Regions from separate parts of the Homo sapiens genome. Here region 2 is linked to region 1. Evidence: chromatin loops called from intact Hi-C (ENCODE). Cell type or tissue: ovary. All regions are shown on one strand.

Region 1 (8,000 bases):
TCAGACCATCAGTCTCCCTTTCCTAGTTTAGTCCTATTTCGAGTAATATATTCTTTTTATTATTAGATGCTACCATTTTCAAGATGTGCCTTCATAGTAACAGTATATTTTCAGGGAGAAGAATGACACACTTCTGCATTATTAGCTAATGGAAAACACATGCTCAAATATAGTGATGTTAAAGAAACCAAGTGAGCAAAAGCAAGGTTATGTTTTTAATAAGAGAATGCCTTAATTGTGGATAAACCATCCCAGAAACTCTTTTATTTCGGTATTTTAAAAACACTTGGAGAACTCTTTCTTATATCCGGAAAGCACCACAAAAATCTGTCAGATGAAAAGTCTGTTCTGATCTGTGTGGTGCATTCCTGCCTAGATATGTAGTCATTTACTACTGTGTAGTATAATTTGAGTAGAGTGCAGTCCTCAACTAAGTTGTTAGACTACATTTTGTCCTTTTTCTGTAACTTCTGAGTAGTGTACTCTAAATTTGCTCTGTAGACCTGAGCTGAGGTGCAAAGTCTGTTTTTGTTAACCTGTGCACAATGGTATAAATATAGAAATTGAGACTTAGAATTTAGAAATGTAATAGTAATTGGCTGAGTGTGTAATCCTAGCTCCTTGGGAGACTGAGGTGGGAGGATCATTTGAGCCCAGGAGTTCAAGACTGATGTGGGCGACAGAGTGAGACCCTGTCTCTAAAAAAATAAGAAAAAGAATTTTTTTTTTTTTTTAAGGCAAGGTCTTACTCTGTCACCCAGGGTGTGTACACCACAATGCCCAGCTAATTAGAAAAAAAAAATATTTCATAGAGATGAGGTCTCACTAGGTTGCCCAGGCTAAGAAAAAGAAATGTAATTGCACAAGACAGTTGTCTATCTGTTGAGTTTAATAATTAAAAGTTGGGTCTTGTATTTTGTAGGGTGTGCTTGTGTTTTTTCTGGTCATTAATTTTTATTATCTTTTGATACTTTGGGAAATAAGAAACAGCTGGTCCTTTCTCACAACTAGTTTGAGAAGCAGTGCTCTAAAACAGTAGTTCTCAACCCTAGCTGAATATCATATCATTTAAATCACATAAACCAGATTTAATATCAATTAAATCAGAATCTTGGGGATATAGCATAGGCATCAGTATTAGTGTTATTCTTATTTTTAGTATAATTTTTAAGCTCCCCTGTGTATTGTAATGTGGGGTTCTGGTTAAGATCCCCTATACGGAGTACCTAATTTTGTTGAATCATATTGATTTCCATTGCAGAGAAAGTTCCAGGATGAGGCGTTTTCTTGTCCTGTTACCTGCTTAAGCTTTGTCTCCAAATGCTGTCCAAAGAGGGGATGGGCAGCCTCAAGAGGCAGTCACCACCTTATGTGCCTGGTCACCCTCCCCATGTGGCAGGTGCTGCATCCACATAATGACCAGCATATGGCCCTGACCTCCTGGAGCTTCCAGTCTAGTGAGGAGAGGGAGGCAGGCTGTAAACAATTAAACTCTTCACTATTTTGTCAATGATACTTGTGAACTGAATGGTGGGTAGGTGATCTGTCTTAGCCAGGGTGGTCTAAGACCTGGAGAATGAGAAAGCCAGAGATAGGATTGATGGAGAAAGGGCATTCTGGGCTGAGGGATGGTGGAAGCTACATCCTAGAAGTGGGCAGAGCTTGGAGTGTTGGATGAGGGTAGGTCTGGGGTAGAACAGTGGGAGCTGGGTTGGGAAGGGCAGCAGAGGCCGGGCCGCAGGGCCCTGAAGGCCGTGGTCAGGGTTTTGGATTTTGTTCTAAGGGCAGTGGCCATTCACTGGAGGGGTTTTAGCAGGAACCAAGTTTCCTGTCACCCAGTTTGATATATCAGAGGGTGGATGTCTCTTTGAAGATGTGGTAGGTGAGAAGGGGCCTGAGATTGTGTGACCTTATCACCCTTCTAATCCTGAGAGTCAAGCAGGCAAAACAGAAACTGACATAGGGTTGGTCATTCCAGGCCATTCTTGCCCTCATGGGCTCTCCTTGCTGCATATTTTGTGAAATATCAGCCATCAGGGTAGTGGTGTCTCATTACTGTCTGGAATTAGTTGGAAAGTTGAGAACTGAATCAAAAAGTTATGGCACAATCTTGACAGCTTCCTCAAAGATTAAGTAGTCTGTGCTCCTTTCTAATTTGCTAGATTTACATGGTTTTGAGGAAATTAGAATGATTTTCTTTCTTTCTTTTTTTTTTTTGAGAAAGAGTCTTGCTCTGTCACCCAGGCTGGAATGCAGTGGCACGATCTCGGCTCACTGCAACCTCCACCTTCTGGGTTCAAGCGATTCTCCTGCATCAGCCTCCCAAGAAACTGGGACTACAGGTGTGCACCACCACACCTGGCTAATTTTTGTATTTTTAGTAGAGACAGGGTTTCACCACATTGGCCAGGCTGGTTTTGACCTCCAGACCTCAGGTGATCCTCCCACCTCGGCCTCCCAAAATGCTGGGATTACAGGTGTGAGCCACTGCGCCTGGCCTAGAATTATTTTCTGTGCCTGATTTTAGGCAAATCGAAATAAGCACTTAGGAAGTTTGAGTAAATCAAGCTGACTGGCAAGGATAAAAACAAAACCTTTCAGAAAGTACCTTCTTTTCCCTCTGTCTTAGGGAAACTGATCTCTGGAGAAGGTGTGTGTACGTGCAGGCATGCGTGTATGTGCGTATGTGTGTGTTGCATTACATTTGATAAGAACATTTCATGAGTGCTCTTTGTGTGTCAGAAATTTCATTCTTATGCTGCCCTAGGAAGTAGGCATTGCTGTTATCCTGGTTTTTTAAATGAGGAAACTGAACTCTAGAGAGAAGTTACTTGCCCACAGTCACACCTGAGTTAGAAACGGCATCCAGGATACATACCCAGGACTCCTAGTCCAAGCTTCCACTTGCCACTCCTGTACTAATATTAAGACTTCAAGCTGTGGTGGCTTATGCCTGTAATCCCACCACTTTGGGAGGCCAAGGTGGGAGGATCGTTTGAGCCCAGGAGTTCAGAACCAGCCTGGGCACCATAGAGACCCTGTCTATACAAAAAATAAACAACATTGGCTGGGAGTGTTGGTGTGTGCCAGTAGTCCTAGTCCCAGCTGCTTGGGAGGCTGAGGTGGGGGGATTGCTTTAGCCTGCGAGGTTGAGGCTGCAGTGAGCCGAGATTGCGCCAGTGTACTCTAACTTGGGTGACAGAGTTATACCTCTCCCCACCACTCCCCCCAAAAAAGACTTTGAGCTGAGAACCCCTGCTGATTTTTACTGGATTGACCTTGGTGTTCTCATTCTAGCCATTTAGTGACACCTATGACCCTTTCATTCTATTCCTTTTGATCCTTAATTTCTGATTTTGTTAAAGCTCCTTAAGGCAATTTTCATTTTCTCTCTGCTTTCCTGGTAATGTTGGCAGGGTGATGCTGCTGATCTGGTCTGATTCCCAAGCTGGAGGTAATGGCGTGTGTCCTGCCCTAGTGCTGCTCCCTGATGGGGAGCATGCTCAGTTTCCTGCATTCAGGTACGAGCAGAGACTTGGCAGGATCCGCCCCGTTCAGAGTTGCAGGAAGAGCCCTGGATGCCTGTCGCAAATTGGAATAAGTGGGAGGGAGCCACAGGCTGGTACAGGTAAGAGAGCTCAAGCTCTGTCTTTTCACAGCTAAAACTTAGCCCTTCTGCTGTGATTCTTAGGAGGGCCAGGGGTGCTTCCTGCAGGAATGAATGACTTGTAGGAGCTTACTTTACATACGCAAGGGGCTGGGCTGTGGCTGCCTTCTCAAGTTCTCAAGTCCGTGTCTAGGGGCTGCTATCTTCCTGAATTGCTGCGAATTTTACTGCTAAGGAACCATCTTGGCTGAGTTTGTTTTCATTCTACTATATGAGGTTGGGCTTGCATTCAGACTGGGAGCAGTCTGTGGCTTCCCTCCTTGTCAGATACTTTGGAGGTGGGAGCAGTGTTCAGGAACCTGATTCTCTAGGCAGACACAATTGCGATGTGAGAGTTTTCTCTCTCCTACAGCTTTGCTTGTTTGTCTCCCTCGTATTTGTAAAGCAGTAAAATACCAACCTGTAAGATTATTGTTTAGTAAACATAAGCAAATCCAGACATTTATTCCCTACTATTGCTATATTTAGAAATGATCATTAATCCATATCAGAGAACTCTCACAAATATATGTTATTTTTGCATTCCTTAGCGTTTAATAAATATCATGGGGAAACATTAAGAAGTATGTTATCCTTTTGAGGAGACCAGTCTTGGTAGTTCTTTTTGTGTAGTGAAAATGATGTATTAAAAAAAATAATGAATTTTAAAACCTCGTAAGTATTTTCTGCAGCAAAATAAGGATGTACTTGTAAAAGTGCTAATTATTGGAACCCTGTGGGATAGCAGGCATTTGTGAGTTTTTAGGCATTCTGGGATGTATACATGCAAAATTGTGGAGGGTGCTGAGGAAATGAGAACAGTAGAATTAGTCTATACAAAATTTGCCTTTTTCGCAGAATCTGGGGATTGGACCAGAGCCCCGATATAACTTGAACAGAAGTTATTTGTGTATGTAGATAAATGATTTTCACCGTTCTGAAGCTTAACAGAAATATTTTCAATAGGGAAAAAACCTTGCCGTTGCAGTTCTTTATTTTCCACAGCGATAGCAAGCCACAAGTGAGAGAATGTTTTTAATTGAAATCACATAACTTCATCTCAGCCAACTTCCAATTGCTTCCCCTTTGCAGCGTTTTGCCAGAGTTTCAAACAAGACTGTACAAGAAAGGAAAAGAATGTGGTATTCACAGATACTAAAACATTGTAAAAACAACGCTCATATCTCCAGCCAATTTCGTCACCACGTGACTCTCACCCTTCCACCGAGGATGAACAGAAATGTCATCCATACACTTTCTCTGAGCTCCCAGTCTCTGGTCTGGGCCTGCATGGTGGATTCCTCATCATTGGAAAGACCACCCTGGGCTATTTTGCTCTTCCTTTTGTGTGGCGTCATCTTTTATTTTTTCCTTGTCTCTGGATTGTTTTGGTTAGAGAGGAATAGTCTTTATGTTGGGCTCTGCGTTGCAAGTAGTATAAATGCTCTTGAGCAAAAATAAAAAGAGGATGTTTACTGTAAGGGTATCTGAAGCATACCCAAGGTAAGGGTTATCCAGTGTAGGCCAGTTTTGGAAACACCCCGGGACTAAGACTTTGAACCTTATCAGGTTTTTCTGTAGGTATTTTTCATTTCCTGCTGAATGCGCTCTTACTTCATTCTTCTGTTCTCTCAAAATAGACTGATCTGCTTCCCAGAGCCTGGCTGTCCACACTCCTAGCATATACTTCTTCCTCTCAAGGGTTCATCCAGACTGAAGCTGGAATCTCTTAGTTCTGATTGTAAATACCAGGGAGAAGGATTCTCAATGGTTCATAATAGGTCAGATGTCTGCACCTGTGGCCAGCGTAATGGCGTTCTATGCGAAAATGATGGCTGAAAGTATGTCTTTTGTAACCTATAGGGGTAAGAAAATGGCTAGAAGACTGGGGAGACAGGGTATTCATCTGGTAACCTGGTGGTGTTCACCACAGTTGCCTTTTTGTGTTTCTTTGTGGGGCCTCTTACTAACTCCCTCTTCACGCCAATTTCAAGTTCATCAAAACCTAGTCAAATGGTGAGTATTTATATGTGTGGTGTTGGACAGACAGATATGGCTAAGTAATTCTGTACTAGTATATTATGATTAAGTGAACATTTATTGAGTGCTTACCATATACTAAGCCCTTTTTCAAGTCTAACACTAGGCAAATAATACATGACTCTTTTAATTTTTGCTCACACCTTTATCACCTCTTCCCAATTATAACACTGTGTTTTCTGTCTACCTCTTACACATCATGTTCATTGTAGTGAGTGAGAAGTTATCTTGAAGGTTGGTTAGTGATGTTGTGACTTTTACCTTTTATGTCCTGGGTGATGGATGGGATTTTTAAGAGTTAATGAGTCCAAGGATGCCTGACATAGGAAAGACACGATGTTGCGTGTGTCCTTGCAATAACGTGCAAAGCAAGACGATGGGTGTATACTGCCTATCTCTTGTCCCCAAGACAAATCCATTAGTGTAGAAAGCTCGTTTTTTTTTTTGGGTCCAGGTAATTGTAATCATGGGACACATGATAATGTAAAAGCTAATCTGAAATTCTTTTGGAACTTTGATTACTCCCTTTGATCTAAGTATGTAAGTGATTAACTGCAAGATATGTGAAAAATGTTCCTTTCCCCTCATCTTTGGAAGCAAGATCTGTATTTCTGTGGGTGCAATGCCATCTTAGCACTCTCACTTTGGACTTGACCAAGACTTCTATGGTATCTGAAAAATTAGTGCATCAGGAAGGGTTTATTTTAATTTGGGTTCCTTAATCCAGTTTTAACTTTATCCCCCTTTGAAAGTCCCATTCAGAATGTAAGCAAGTTAGCAGAAGTATATATGAAACTGTATTAGATATATCTTTGGGGCTCCATATGTATGGAGAATTAACATTGGCACCAAGGCCCTTGCTGCAAATTCATTTTTCCAGCATAAAACATGAGAATAGGTCATAGTTGTTCTTTCTGTTTTCAGCTCTCTTAATTTTATTCCCCTGGTATTGTTGTCTGTAGGGATTTTTATCCCAGTTATGTCACAAAAGGATGGTAGTGTTTTGCCATGGTGGCATTTCCATTATCTGTCAGCACCTCTGAAATGATCTCAGTTTTTTCTGAGGTTGACATTTCCTCCCCTGCCTTCCTGTGATCTGTTTTCATTTCTTGATAAGTCTGATTTCTTCAGCGGAATGGTCATAATGGGACATGTTATTAGTAAGAATTGTAAAGAGAAAATGGACCTGAGTAGTTATGAACTTCCTTCCTCTGATGACTCTTTTCCTGGAGCTGAATCCTCACATTTTACTTTTTCCACTGTGAATGTATTTTCTGTTTTGAAAGATATCCATTTAGAATATATTACTTAAAACACCTTTAGGCTGGGCGTGGTGGGTCACACCTGTAATACCAGCACTTTGGGAGACTGAGGTAGGAGGGTTGCTTGAGCCCAGGAGTTCCAGACCAGCCTGGGCAACATGGCGAAACCCGTCTCTACAAAAAAATTAGCTGAGCGTGGTGGTGGTGTGTGCCTGTAGTCCCAGCTGCCCAGGAGGCTGAGGTGGGAGGATCACCCGAGCCTGGGAAGTTGAGGCTTCAGTGAGGCAAGATTGTGCCACTGCACTTCAGCCTGGGCTGCAGAGTGAGACCCAAGTCTCAAAAAAAAATTTTTTTAAATTTTCTTTAATTATTTAAAAATATATTTACTTAAATTGACAAATAATAATTGTACATATTCATGGGGTACATATGATATTTTGAAAACATATAATGTATAGTGATCAGATCAGGGTAATTAGCATATCCATCTTCTCAAACATTTATCATTTCTTTATGTTGGGAATGTTCAATATTTTCCTTCTAGCTAGTTGAAACTATACAATATATTATTATTAACTATTACTTTGCCTTTGGTTGCTGTCATTTTCATTTGCTTTTCTATGTCAGTATATTTTGAAGGACTTTGTATACTAAGTGTTTCAAAATAATAGGAACTTTTGTGAAATGAGACATAGCAAATGAAGGAGCCATGAACTTACTCCTATTTTCTATACCTGTCAACAATTTGAATTTCAGGGTTCTTTTGTTTTGTTTTGTTGTTTTTCTTTATTTGTGTATATAATTTTTTTACACGTACATATGTACACATACAAATGAACAAGCCTGTGTGCATTTAATTTTTACAAGTAAATGCCTACTTTTTATGATGCCACACTAAACTCTTCCATATTACTGCCTTTCCCTAGGGTTTTGTAAAATAGTGCTTTATCTCCAAGCTACTACCCAGCCGCCTTTTATTTAAAGTGTTCAGTGGACCATTATTTGGGATGAATAAAAATTCGATGTTATGCCACAGAAAGGTAGGATTTTGG
Region 2 (8,000 bases), 160 kb before region 1:
GAATCTATGAAAAAGGGATGTGAGAGTTTTTTAATACTATTCTTATAATTTTTCTTGACACTTGTAATGATTTATGAAAAGAAGTTTAAAAATTACATACATATAAAAAACAGCATTCCTAATAGCACAAAGGTAGGAATGAAAATTCCGAGCACACACCCTCTGCAGCTGGGTATCATTAAGAATGATGTCCCATTGTGACCAAATATTAAAAGTTTGATCCGCCATGGTGAATTTCCATGAATTTGGGCAATAAAATGAAACATTCTCCCAGTCTAGGGTTTTATTATCATTCCCCTGGGAATGTATACTTGGTCAGATATTCTTTATTTTGGCACCAGGTCACCCGCCATTCCAGAATGTGTTTTGAAGTCAATTCATCTCTTAGGCCATCCAAATATTGAAAATGTCATTAAAATATAAGGTAAAACTGAACAGGTTTTTATCCTGAAATTCCCCCAGTCCATTCCTATTTCTCTTCATCATTGGGGAATTTTTGCTTGTAATCTGAAGTCCCTAATGAGCTTAGACTCTTGATTGGTCAAACATAACTTTGCCCCGATTTAAAGTTTTTTCCTCATTTAACAATGTGATTTATATGCTAACTTACACATATCTCAGGAGGTGAAGGATTCAAATACCAGCCATGACTTGGGACTTTAAAAGAAATAACTTTGTGTAGGCTCAGTTATACATGGAGAGAAAATTCTTACCTCATGGAGATGATGTAAGAGACAATTATCATTTGCAAAACGTCTCAAGGTCTTAAGATGAAAGGGGTCATTTGGGTGTATCAGACTGTCATTTTTATTATGGGTTCTCTCACATTTCTTTGATATTATACAGAGCACAATCATTTTAGCCTGTTTCCTCAGAAGTCTATGAAGGTGGTTGCCTCATTTTGCCCATTAAACAAATGAATTTACTTTCCCTTGGCTGCAGGAAATGTTCCTATCAATGGAATAAAAAATAAAGAAACTCATAGGCCTAGCCATGTTGCTTCTCCTTTATTTTCACTGGGTGACTAACTTAGCTATTTTATTTTCAATTATTGTTTGGCTTTATTTTTTATAAGAGATGAGGCCTCGGTCTGTTCTGAGGCTGGAGCACAGTGGCCATTCAGAGGCACAATCATGGCACGCTACAGCCTTGAACTCCTGGGTTCTGGATCCTCCTGCCTCAGCCTCCCAAGTAGCTGGGTCTACAGGGGTGCACCCCCATGCCTGGCTTGTTTTACTCAATTTTTGTCATGTTATTGTTTCAGTTTAATTTCATTAAACAAACTAATTTTACCTTAGTATGTTTGAATCATAAGCACATGGCCAAATAAATTCCACCAATAGTTATTCAGCACCTACCATGTGTTAGGCACAGAGAGAAAACGGATAGACAAATAGACTCAGTCACTGATCTCATGAAGCTCAGAGTCCAGTCAAGGAGAAACAAGAGAAACAATCACACGATTAAGTATTTAATTTTATTTTTCTGTTTTTATTTTTAAATGTTTTTAGATGGAGTCTTGCTCTCTTGCCCAGGCTGGAGTACAGTGGCCCGATCTCAGTTCACTGCAACCTCCGCCTCCTCAATTCAAACTTTTCTCCTGCCTCAGCCTCCCAAGTAACTGGGATTATTGGTGTGTGTCACCATGCCTGGCTAATTTTTTGTGTTTTTAGTAGAGATGGGGTTTCACCATGTTGGCCAGACTGGTCTTGAACTACTAACCTCAAGTGATCCGCCTGCCTTGGCCTCCCAAAGTGCTGGGATTACAGGCGTAAGCCACTGCACCCAGCCAAATACTTCATTTTAAAGTTTGGCAAAGGCATAAACAGAAAGTAAAGAATGAGACAAGGGATTATAAAGATGGGCTTGATGTAAATCAATTTCTAATAGATCTTTCCAGTTCTGGTTGTAATGAATGTGATCACAGATTTTTCTCATAGGTCAGTTATTTTAATAACACATTAATTTGTCAGAAACCATGCATCTAGGCCACAGGAAGAGTTCAGAATCATTTTCTTATCAATGCTTCTTATTTTCTCAGAGTTTTAATATTTTTGAGGATTACATGATGAAATGGAATATTGCAACTGTAGAAAAAAATGGCAAATACTGAGCCAAAATTGGTTCTTACATACTTGTTGGTAAAAATCAAGAGGAAATTAAATATTTTTTAAAAGCACAAAATAAACAATATTGTAGCAATGAATTAAGGAACAAACTATAGGACTCACTTCCATTCCTGAGATAACATCTAGTTAGTTATTAAATGCTTTCTATCTCTATAGAGTAAAGGCTCAATAAATGATACATTTGTTGGGCTCATACTGCCTTTTTCACTTAAAAGTATTGAATAATCTTGCATAGAAATGACCCCCTTCTGGTACACATCCAAGATTGAGTACTGAAATAACTGTAAAACTCTCATAGGCAGTCTCTTAAGTACAGTTACACATCGCTTAACGAGGGGGTCATGTTCTGAGAAATGTACAGGTAGCAGATTTCCTCATTTTTTGCACACCGCAGAGTACACTCACAAAAACCTAAATGGAACAGCCTACTACACACCTAGGTTTTATGGGATAGCCTGTTGTTCCCAGGCTGCAAACCTGTGCACCATGTTACTGTGCTGAGCACTCTGGGCAATTGCAACAGAATGGTAAGTATCTGTGTATCCAAACATATCTAAATATAGAAAATGGGCCAGGCCTGGTAGCTCACGCCTGTAACCCCAGCACTTTGGGAGACTGAGAGAGGAGGATCCCTTGAGCCCAGGAGTTTGAGACCAGACTAAGCAACATAATGAGGTTCTTGTCTTGATGAATTTTTTTTAAAAAAACTAGCTGGGCGTGGAGGTGCACACCTGTGGTTCCAGCTACTTGGGAGGCTGAGTTAGGAGGATTGCTTAAGCCCGTGAGGTGGAGGTTGCAGTGAGCCATGATCACACCACTGCACTCCAGTATAGGAAACAGTAAGACCCTGTCTCGAAAGAAAGAAAGAAAGAAAGGAAAGAAAGAAAGATGAAAGAAAGAAAGAAAGAAAGAAAGAAAGAAAGAAAGAAAGAAAGAAAGAAAGAAAATGTATAGTAAAAATACAGTACTAAAATCGAATGGGACCAATGTTGTATATGCAATTTGTCACTGACTGAAACATTGTTATGTGTTGCGTGGCTTGTGTTAATAGGTCTAAATAACCACAGAGGACTAGACATTCATTGGACCTATCACCTGCTTCTTAAATAAGCATGTGATATTAGGCCCTGGAGGTAACAATCAGCACTTAAAATACTCCCTGGCACATACTGACTGCCCCAAAATATTTGTTGATAAATGAATGGATGGATCAATGAATGAGAAAAAGAAATCTATCTATTTGTAGGAGAAAAGAGGGTTATATGCCAAAAACTAAGCAACCAAACCCAGTTTTTGAATTCTTCTACTCAGCATCTCAAATTTAAAACTTTTGGTTCAACAGCCTGTGTTTACATAGGCTATTGTTTAGAAGAGTTGATACAGCTTTCAAACAAAGCAGCATGTACAACACTTGTTGCAGCTTTGTATATGGTAGCTAAAGGTTACAGCCTGTAATCCCAGCACTTTGCGAGGCCAAAGTGTGAGGACTGTTTGAGGCCAGGAGTTCAAAACCAGCCTGGGCAACATAGCAAGACCCTGTCTCTATAAAAATCTTTCAAAATTAGCTGGGTGTGGTGGTGCGTGTCTGTAGTCCTAGCTACTTGGGAGGCTGAGGCAGGAGGATCTCTTGAGCCCAGGAGTTCCTGTTACAGTGAGCTGTGATTGCACCACTGCACTCCAGCCTGTGTTACAGAGCAAGACCCTATCTCAAAAAAAAAAAAAGTTAACAACCTAAATGACTCCCTGTAGGAGCTTGGTTAAATAAATTACAGAACCAAAAAATGAAATAGTTTGCAGCTGTTTAATAATTTTAAGTACACTTCCTCAGATACCTGAGAAGGTATTTGTTGCTGTTGCTTCATTTCACTGATTAAACAAATTCCCCCCACCACCCATTTACAGGTAGGGTTCATAGCAATAAAATGAAGAATGAAAAATTTTGGTCATGTTGCCCTGTTTAAGAAGCAGCTTAAATATTTTCTGATGCGGAACAACCTCTAAGATACATTTCTGAGCAAAAATAGCAACGGTAATATAGTACCATTTGTGTAAATTAAAGGGAAGATCTATGCACAGAATATCTTAGAAAGTACACACAAGGAAATGTGCAACAACTAAACTGTTGCCTTTGGAGAGAGGAACTGAGATGAGTAGGATGGATACCCTCTTCTCACTGTATACCTCTTTGTATGGTTGGCATTTTTCTAAAAAAACACACATATTTTTACTTAGTCAAAATTTCATTTTTATATTTAAGGGATAAACTCTTGGAAGATTTCACTTAAAAACAAAACAACTTAAAAGAAGATGGATCTTGGAGCAATTCCACCCTCATTCTGATATTCTATAGATGCTGCTGTATTTTTAGAGTGCACAGAACTGTTTCTGGATTTCTATCACCCTTACCAGCTAGGACAATTTGGATACCAGTTACAGAAGTTCCAATTTAAACAATAAATAGAATCTAGGGCCTTACCTAGCAGAAAAGTCTAGAAGCAGAGTATGCTTCACATGTGATTTGATTCCAGGCTTGACCCCTGTTTCTCTTCAATTCTTTCAATCTGGCCTCCTCTAAATTAACACTGTCCCCAGGCTTGGATCCCCTCTTGGTGGCAAAAAAAAAAAAAAAAAAAAAGTCGCCCCCCACCCCACCAGGCCCTGTACCTACACCATCATCACCAAACTGTGCAGAATGAAGGGTGCCTCTGTCCCTGCATTACAAGTACAACCAACCAGCATATTTTATTTATTTTTATTTTTTGAGACAATCTTGCTCTGATGCCCAGGCTGGAGTGCCGTGGTATAATTTCAGGTGACTGCAACCTCCACCTCCTGGATTGAAGTGATTCTCCTGCCTCAGCCTCCTGAGTAGCTGGGACTACAGGCATGCGCCACCACACCTGGCTAATTTTCGTATTTTTGTAGAGATGGAGTTTTGTCATGTTGGACAAGCTGGTCTCAAACTCCTGGCATCAAGGGATCCACCAGCCTTGGCCCCCCAAAGTACTGGGACTACTTCCCTGTATGTTGCGGGAAGTCAGGAACATGAAACGGAGGGACCGGCTGAAGCCATGGCAGAAGAACGTGGATTGTAAATCTTTCATGGACATTTATTAGTTCCCCAAATTAATACTTTTATAATTTCTTATGCCTGTCTTTACTGCAGTCTCTGAACATGGATTGTGAAGATTTCATGCACACTTATCACTTCCCCAATGGATACCCTTGTCATTTCCTATGCTTGTCTTTACTTTAATCTCTTAATCCTGTCATCTCGTAAGCTGAGGAGGATGTATGTCGCCTCAGGACCCTGTGATGATTGCGTTAACTGCACCAATTGTAGAGCATGTGTGTTTGAACAATATGAAATCTGGGCACCTTGAAAAAAGAAAAGGATAACAGCAATGTTCAGGGAACAAGAGAGATAACCTTAAACTCTGACCGCCGGTGAGCTGGGCGGAACAGAGCCATATTTCTCTTCTTTCAAAAGCAAATGGGAGAAATATCGATGAATTATTTTTCTCAGCAAGGAATATCCCTGAGAAAGAGAATGCGTCCCTGAGGGTGGGCCTCAAAAATGGCCCCCTTGGGTGTGGCCATTTTTTATGGTCAAGCTGTAGGGATGAAATAAGCCCCAGACTCCCATAGCGCTCCCAGGCTTATTAGGACGAGGAAATTCCCGCCTAATAAATTTTTGGTCAGACTGGTTGTCTGCTCTCAAACCCTGTCTCCTGATAAGATGTTATGAATGACAATGCATGCCGAAACTTCATTAGCAATTTTAATTTCGCCCCATCCTGTGGTCCTGTGATCTCGCCCTGCCTCCATTCGTCTTGTGATATTCTATTACCTTGTGAAGCACGTTATCTCTGTGACCCATACCCTATTTGTACACTCCCTCCCCTTTTGAAAATCACTAATAAAAACTTGCCAGTTTTATGGCTCAGGGGGCATCACGGAACCTACCGACATGTGATGTCTCCCCTAGACGCCCAGCTTTAAAATTTCTCTCTTTTGTACTCTGTCCCTTTATTTCTCAAACTGGCCGACACTTAGGGAAAATAGAAAACAACGTACGTGAAATATCAGGGGTGAATTTTGCCTGATATCTGGCTGAATTTCCCCCGATACCTGTAGTTACAGCTACTTGGGAGGCTGAGGCAGAAGAATCACTTGAACCCGGGAGGCGGAGGTTGCAGTGAGCCGAGATCATGCCACTGTACTCCAGCCTGGGTGACAGTGAGACTCCATCTCAAAAAAAAAAAAAAGAAAAAGAAAAAAGAATACTGTTTTACCATGTGGTCATTTCACTTATTAATACAAAGTATTAAATGAGCAAAGGAGCACCCATCTATGATATGCACAATCACCAAGTCAAGATAGAAACCCTGCCCCAACTCAGTATCATGAATGTCCCATTTGGATTCCTTTCCCCCACGGAAGGAGTTCCCCATGGTCCTGGTCAGCTTCTATCTGTGGTTTTGAAATAGAAATCACAGCTTTGAATACTGCCGAATTTGCTGGCCTTTTCTAAACCTGGAATCTGGCAGAACCAACTACTCCCAAAATGCAAGCTGCATTTTCACTATTGAGGCTTTCAGATGGTTATGTCAGATTGTTTGAGTTGTTAGACAGCCAGTCAGCCAGTCAATAAATACAAACTGTGCCCTTTCTGTGTGCCACATTCTGAGTAGGTACTTAGCATGCAGTAGTTAACAAGACAGGGTCCCAGCTGCCCCCCTACCCCTTGCCCAGCTTGGTCCAGCAGGGAAGGCAGACGGCAAACATATTTATTTAAACAGCTACATACAAACTGCAAGAAATCCTGTGTGATTTGTCCCTTGCTCCTGTCTTTCAGCTCCTCAAGGATGCCTCCCCCCTCATTCTCTGCAAGTCAGACACTGGATCTTTTATTTCCTAAAACTAGAGCTGTTTCTTTTCACCCCTGTGAACAAAGACTCTTCCCTCTATAAGGGAAACACCCTTCCAGTACCATATTCTTTTGTTGTTTTTTTGAGACAGTCTAGCTCTGTCAACCAGTTTGGAGTGCAGTGGCAGGATCTTGGCTAACTGCAACCTCTGCCGCCCAAATTCAGGCGATTCTCGTGCCTCAGCCTCCCTGCTAGCTGGGATTACAGGGATTACATCCCATGGCCAGCTAATTTTTGTATTTTTAGTAGATATGGGTTTTACCATGTTGGCGAGGTTGGTCCCAAACTCCTGGCCTGAAGTGTTCCTCCTGCCTCAGCCTCCCAAAGTGCTGGGATTATAGGCATGAGCCACTGTGCCTGGCCTGCAGGAGTATGTTTAATGTCTGCTGGAAAAACCTACTTTTCTGAGAATATGAGGGCTTTCAATGCCTGCTCAATTATTTTGTCTCTTGTCACAAGACACAAAGGATATCCTTGTTCTTAGGAAATACATACTAAAAATAATATTTAATATTGAGGATGATTGGTTAAAAAAAAGGAACCTGGGTGCAGTGGCTTATGCCTGTAATCCCAAAACTATGGGAGGCCTGGCCTCTTCCAGTACCATATTAATCACTTCTTCTTCTCTGGATTTCAGTTGAAACTACATTTCCTAAGGGAATACTTCCCTCAGATTCGATCAGGTGTCTTTATAGTGTCTTCCAGCCATGTCTGCATTTTCCGCTTGGCACACAGTCCCTTTAGAATTAGACATTTATTAGGCAGATATTTGATTACTATCTGTCTCCCCAGCCAGACTCTATGCCCCATGAGGGTAAGAGTATTTGCCTATTGTTTTCCACTTTGCTTTTCCATGCCACACCAAGCAGACTGTCATCTCAGGGCCTTGGTTCTTGCTGATCCTACTGCCCAGAACACTGTCTCCCAGATAGCTACTTGA

The links. Peaks named below come from ENCODE experiments on the same cell type or tissue, not always from the same donor. Only the 100,000 strongest peaks of a DNase experiment are listed, where the experiment ranks them.
Region 2: it touches region 1 in a loop (5-fold over the local background); 3 of 110 quality-filtered maps call a loop at or near these places.

The regions. Positions count from the first base shown.
Region 1 is chr3:65,898,225-65,906,224 of GRCh38, reverse strand. The region is part of intron 1 of MAGI1 (membrane associated guanylate kinase, WW and PDZ domain containing 1); the gene reads left to right. It overlaps MAGI1-IT1 (MAGI1 intronic transcript 1), which reads left to right. Exons shown (of 3, transcript NR_145422.1): 2 at 3,417-3,628. All of the region lies in intron 1 of MAGI1-AS1 (MAGI1 antisense RNA 1), which reads right to left. Among named protein-coding and RNA genes, the nearest start is that of MAGI1-AS1, 8.4 kb to the right of the region's middle. RefSeq lists enhancers at 2,533-3,432, 3,433-4,333 and a silencer at 4,657-4,951. In ovary, no CTCF peak of the experiment used is centred here; a DNase peak (open chromatin) is centred at 3,723; H3K4me3 peaks cover 730 bases.
Region 2 is chr3:66,054,275-66,062,274 of GRCh38, reverse strand. No RefSeq gene overlaps it. Among named protein-coding and RNA genes, the nearest start is that of MAGI1, 19 kb to the right of the region's middle. RefSeq lists an enhancer at 5,674-6,196. In ovary, no CTCF peak of the experiment used is centred here; no DNase peak of the experiment used is centred here.